Regions from separate parts of the Homo sapiens genome. Here region 2 is linked to region 1. A link is a loop called in an ENCODE intact Hi-C map of the cell type or tissue named here. Cell type or tissue: gastrocnemius medialis. All regions are shown on one strand. Links, peaks and the distances in the headings refer to the core of each region. The heading gives the core; the rest is flanking DNA.

Region 1 (2,921 bases), core at 308-2,807:
AATTAATCAATTAGGCTGCGATGATCAACTGGACTACGTTTTCCCCTTTGGTAAAAAGCCCTCATCATGCGGTTAAGGCCAATAACACTTTTATCCTGTTGCTTTTGGAGAAGCTTCTAAAAATTCCTCTTTTCTTTTTTGGGCCTCTAGTTACTGGACAACTGTTAGGCTCCAAGTTGCTTTGACAACATAGATACCCAAATTCAAGGATTTCACATAATAGATTTTCAACATCCTGTGTCTTCAAGTATAATGTTTAACATACCCAGACAGAAATAATCTTTTTAAAGCAGCAGTGTAAGCAGTGTTACTCAACTGATTTTACTAGAGTCTTCATATTGATTCCTCTCAATCCAGTGGAACAACACTGGAGGGGGATTCTTTCACTGGATACTTATAAAGATGATATGATATGATAATCAAATAATATGAATAATAAGCAATTTACTGAATGTTCACCATGTGACAGGTACTGCTGAGATAAGGGTTAATGAACATTGATTCAGTGCTTACAATGATTCCATGAGGATGATAATATTATTTCCATTTCAAAGAGAGAGAAACTGAGGCTAGAAAGCTCATTTGCCCAAGATTAAACAGTTAGTAAATATGTGTTCAGATGACTTAATACCCTCTGAAATGAAAGCTGAAAGTTTATTTTACATTTCCTTACCCATATACATCTGTGCATCTCTGAGGGACAACATTTAGGAATATGTGGTGGGTCCTCATTACTCCTCTTAAAAGGACTTTAAAGAAATATTTTACTCGTGTTCCCGAAGTCTGTTGCTCTCCTTCTGTTTTCCATGCTGTTTTATTCTACATCATGTGACTTGAGATTGCTTTCTTCCTTCTTTATGGCCATTACTACCATTTCCTGATAGTTATCAGTCTCCACCTGGCATCTTCATCTAGATATGGTTTCTCTAAGTCTGTTCAGATACCAAGACTTTTTTTTATCAGTTGACTTATAGAGCAATTTGCCTCCTCTGAAACAAAATGTCTATCACTAATTTTTTTTATGTTGAACCTTGTTTTTCTATCTATTTTATTTTCCCTCTCCCCTTGCTATATTACAGTACTACTGCAGAGGGAGAAGTGTTTGAAGTCCTGTTAGTGGGAGCATCACTTCTTGATGGAGGTCTAATGGAGGTCTATGTTGGCCCCATTGAGTAGAAATATGGTCACAGTGTCATAGTTCCCCTATGTTTTATCATTAACTGGTAACTCTCTTTTCTCTAAGCTCTTCTCTACCCCCACCCAAGCTCAACTTAAAGAGTACTCCTCTTTAACCATTTCATACAGGCTATATACAGACACTATTAACCCAAATGTACACCTTTGAGATATCAGACTCATATTATTTTATGAAATATGAGGCTTTTCTTGCTATTTAACTGCAGTGCCTTGCATTTTATTTGTTTTGCTACTTACTGAATTGGGAAAACAGTACCAAAATACTAGGATAGTATATAGGAAGTCACCATTTCTTAATTCAAGTTTGGGAGCATGTGGAAGAAAAGACATTTCAGAAACCTTAATGAGCATCTTTTATCCTCCAGGGCTCTACCAGTGCCCTCTTTTTCTGACTGTGGTACTCTGTTTTGTCCTTGCTATGTTTGGTAGGCAGCTTTTTTTTTTCTCTTGATGCTTCTTTTTTTACAGTCCTACAATCTTCACCCCAGAGCTGATGAGGCGCTTTCATTTTGACCTGCAGTATTTCTGTGTATTGCAGAACAGAGCCCTGCCATCTAGACTGCCTTTCTGCTTCATTTTGCTCCTGACCTAAACCCCCCTGCTATTCCAGGCCTGGCCTCTCATGACCAGAGACTGCTGACTCATCCTGGCCTGTGCCAAGCTGTGCAGTCGCTTAGTGATGTGGACAGGAGTCGAAGGACTAGAATGAGATCACTGAACTCATTTCACTTGTTGCTTACGGTACAGTCCAGCATGAGCTGGAAATGTAGGAACCTCAGCCTCCCGAGCAGAAAGAGTAAGTAGATAAAACACACCGCATCACCAAGTCCTCAACAAGCAGTAGTCGGGTGGTGGGTGGGGGCTCGCTCTATCATGGCCGTGGCTAGGGCATTCTGGTTCATCAGGAGTTTTCCTTTGTCCTCTCTTCTTCCTCTTCTCCACAGTCGTACCCTTCCCCCCTTCCCTGAACTTCCCTTCTGAAAATGTCTGGATGGTACAGCAGTGATCTGGGCAGAAATGAAATTTGGCTAATAAGCAGCCTCTGCACAAAATTCTGGAACAGTGACACTGTTGAAATTGCTTAGTTTAGTTTGTCTACTGGGAACTCACATGAACTTCCCAACAGAATTCAAGGGGATGAAATCTTTTTTGTTCTGTTTTGTTCTCCTTTCCTTTTTGATTCTCTTTTTCTTTCTGTTTTGAGGGAGGTAGTTTCAGGAGACATGGCTGCATTCTGGTGTGGTGTAAAGTTTTCCGTCGGGAGACAATAATGTACATTCCTCTGGCAGGACGGGATGGGTTTTTTTTTTTTTTGTTTCTCTTACTGTTGTTTATTTATAAGACATTTCCTCCCAGTTAGTGGAAGTTAGATCGTAAGAGGCTCCAGTGATTTTCCTTCCACCTCCCCTCCCTAATTTCTGTGCTTCAGCACTCTGGAACACTGTGAACTCGACAAACTAATCAGAGCAGGGAGCTTAACAGCCAGGCCTGGACACCCTCAAGAGACTGTGTGCTGATTCTCAGTCGTCACTCCTTGGATCAGGAACCATAGTCCTGGTGAGTGGTGAGGTTCCAGAATTTGATGTGTCAAGGATTTTATTCTTGGTGTCTCTAAGGCAAGCAGGAAATAAAGGGTGTTTTTAAAACAAACAAACAAAAAATACAATTAAAGAAATACTACCAAACAGTCAAATGGAATGATGAAGATTTTTAGCGGGCACAAC
Region 2 (2,921 bases), core at 163-2,662, 120 kb after region 1:
TTTCTGTAGTGATACTAAACAAAACGTTTCTTTTGAAAGGTCTTAGACCTCTATCCTCCCAACTCCTGATCACAGTAATAACCAACCTCAAGAAGTCATTAGTGAAGACTAGAACAATATCCTATAACTAGTCAGCTATGAAGAAATTGGCATAGCTGACTCTTTGATTCATGTTCTTATGGAAATAATGGGTTGCAAAATAAAACTACATTTCTTTCTCTCTCTCTCTTGAATTCATTTTTTTACTGGATCTTCTCTACAAGTTACATTGGAATGCAGATTTTGTTTTTGTTTTTGTTAACAAGATTCGAATAACACTCAAAGGCTTTAAAAGCCAAAGTCCATCTTTAGATATAGCTTTCTTCTTTAATCTACTGCCAGTTTCTTATGTATGTGTATTTTTACCTTCCTGATGCCTTCGCCTGTTGATTGGTACATGTTAGTGCTTTGCTTATAAGAGTTGGGCAATAGTTCAGTGATCCAGTCCAAATCTGGGCCATAGATAGAATGGACTCATCTTCTATTTAAGAAAAGTGGCAAACTGCTTTAAATGAATTTGGTTCAGACAAGGTCATTGGAGCTGTTCATCTAACCCTGTGCTGTATGTAATGGACACTTCTGCTGAGCTCCAAAGCTAAAAGGTAAATAGACAAAGAAAGCCAGTAACTTGCCACCCCTGTTAGACCTTATCTGTGAGTCTGTTATTAGATTTACATTCTTAATCATATGGGGCACATTTTGGTCATTTAAAGGAATTGTTTAGTGGTTCTCCTGTTGTCTTTGAAGATGGTCCAGGAAATAATAATAGTGAGTTCATATATTACTTTCTGGACCTTCAAAAAACTTTTTCTTTAATTGGAAATTGAGTTTATATACATATTCAATATGAGGTTTATGAAATATTCAGCAAATTTCTTAGACATGAAAGAATTAATTGTTAGACTGTTTTACTCTAGATAATCGCTATGTTAAAGCCTTAGTAGATTCAAGTACATTTTTCCCAATTTTATTTGTGTTATATGCACTTGGCAAATTGAATAAAAAACGTGAGCACCATATATTACTATTTTGAATGTAATAACTTATCAACTATCTGTATTGCTTATTTCTTTTTAAACTGTAGAATGTATTTTACTCAACTGTATTGTGATTCTGTATAATTTTTAGGGTGAACATTTTATAGAATTTTATAGAATCATACAGAGTTAAACAAGACTAGAAAAGTTATTGAATTCATTCTCCTGACTGGAGGCAGAGCTGCATTTATTTTATCCAAAATAGATGAAGATTTTTCCTATTTTAAGAGAGTCAGGAAGAAAGAAATTTCAGAACTGCTCTTAGCAATCTATTTGATTATTTACCACTTGCATATTTAGAATGTTCATCTTTAAGTCTTAAATTCTGCACTGGACGGTTTAATGTCATTTTGCCCTAGGACAAAAATGCTGATCATTATCCTCTTTGTAACAACTTTTCTTATAGTCAAAAAACCATAAAGACACACCTCAGCTCTTTCTTCCCTAAGCTAAATTATCTCAGTTTTTCAAACATTTGCTTTTGTTTCTATAGCTCTTTCTATACCTGAGTGGCAAAGGGGACTATTTTTAAAAGCTCTGTCATATGTGATGCCTCTTAGAGAGGCACTGCATATTTTAATTTCACTGTGCTGATGTGGAAATAGCCACAACTTTTTCATTATATGCTGATGGACAGGGCATTTGTGTTCATTTAACCTTGAGGTTTAAACTTGTTCCCGAAAAAGTAACTGACTCATAGCATTGGCTAGACCCAAGAATAAAGAGCATCAGTTTTCCTAATCTTCAAGCTCATCTTGCCCCCACTCCTAAAATGCACTAAAATTAACTTTTCCTTGACCTCTCTCTGGTGCTATTTATTTACTGATTTAACAACTTTCTTCTGTCATCTCTGTCTCCTAAAATAGACGGACAGCATTTATTCAACAAACATTGGAGTGTCGTGCTGTGTTTCACACACTATGCTAGGCTTGGGAGATTCAAGTGTGAACCGTTAGCTGACTCAGAGACATAGATGTCCCAGGCCATGTTCAGGGAAGAGCAAATAGGCTGTCACCGTATATAAAGAAGCAGCAGTGGGAAAATTTTTTATTAAAAGTAGAGAGGTGGGCCGGGGCCAGATTGTGAAAGGTCTTGGAGGCTCTTAAGCAAATAGTTGGTAGTGACAAGTCTAAATGATTAGACCACATGATAGCAGTGCCAAACCTTTTCAGCATCCCTTAAGATCAGTTTACTATAAGTCAAAGGTCCTGGTACATCAATCCCTTTGGAATTTATAGAGCTACAATTTCAGTAGTTTAAGATATAGAAGAGAAAGTTCTTTGGAATCAGATTGTAAAGGATTCCTGAATGTCATCATGCTAAGGAATTGTGTCTAGTTTAGCAGCAATAAAAAACCATCCTAAATGTATTAAACAAATTCGGTCCTTGCCACCCCTCCCAGCACTACTGCTTTCATTTCATTCTAGTCTGTCAGACCCTATCCCCGTAAGAATCAAGAAGGAACAGGGAGATTCATATGGGGTGGGATGGAGTGTTACATTGTATCTTGGCAATGTCTCAGGCGCAGAAGCAGTCCCAGACCTAATTGCTGAACTTTAAAATCTTCTCTCTTTATTGATTATAACCTTATTTCATCATCAAAATTTTGAAGGCAGGCCATTTTTTAGGATTGTTATCATAGCATCTTAAGAAAAAAAGATCTCAGTATCATTCTCTTATTGTTCTTCTTGAGACGGATCCAAAATAATATGCGTTTTGGAAAGCAGACCCCAAGATATGTATGACCATTTGTGGCATTTATAGTCTTCTTCTTCCTGACCAAAAGGAATGAAAATACATCAAGAATCTGTCCTGCAGGAAACCCCAAAGTACCTAGAGAGTGAT

What was found. Hi-C counts contacts between places; a loop is a spot of excess contacts. Peaks named below come from ENCODE experiments on the same cell type or tissue, not always from the same donor. Only the 100,000 strongest peaks of a DNase experiment are listed, where the experiment ranks them.
Region 2: it touches region 1 in a loop (2.6-fold over the local background); 3 of 110 quality-filtered maps call a loop at or near these places.

Annotation. Positions count from the first base shown.
Region 1 is chr3:114,623,949-114,626,869 of GRCh38, reverse strand. The region is part of intron 6 of ZBTB20 (zinc finger and BTB domain containing 20); the gene reads left to right. Among named protein-coding and RNA genes, the nearest start is that of MIR4796, 120 kb to the left of the region's middle. In gastrocnemius medialis, for the core only: no CTCF peak of the experiment used is centred there; DNase peaks (open chromatin) are centred at 1,839 and 2,689; H3K4me3 peaks cover 1,671 bases; H3K27ac peaks cover 2,500 bases.
Region 2 is chr3:114,506,024-114,508,944 of GRCh38, reverse strand. The region is part of intron 6 of ZBTB20 (zinc finger and BTB domain containing 20); the gene reads left to right. The region is part of intron 1 of ZBTB20-AS5 (ZBTB20 antisense RNA 5); the gene reads right to left. Among named protein-coding and RNA genes, the nearest start is that of ZBTB20-AS5, 54 kb to the right of the region's middle. In gastrocnemius medialis, for the core only: no CTCF peak of the experiment used is centred there; no DNase peak of the experiment used is centred there; H3K27ac peaks cover 2,500 bases.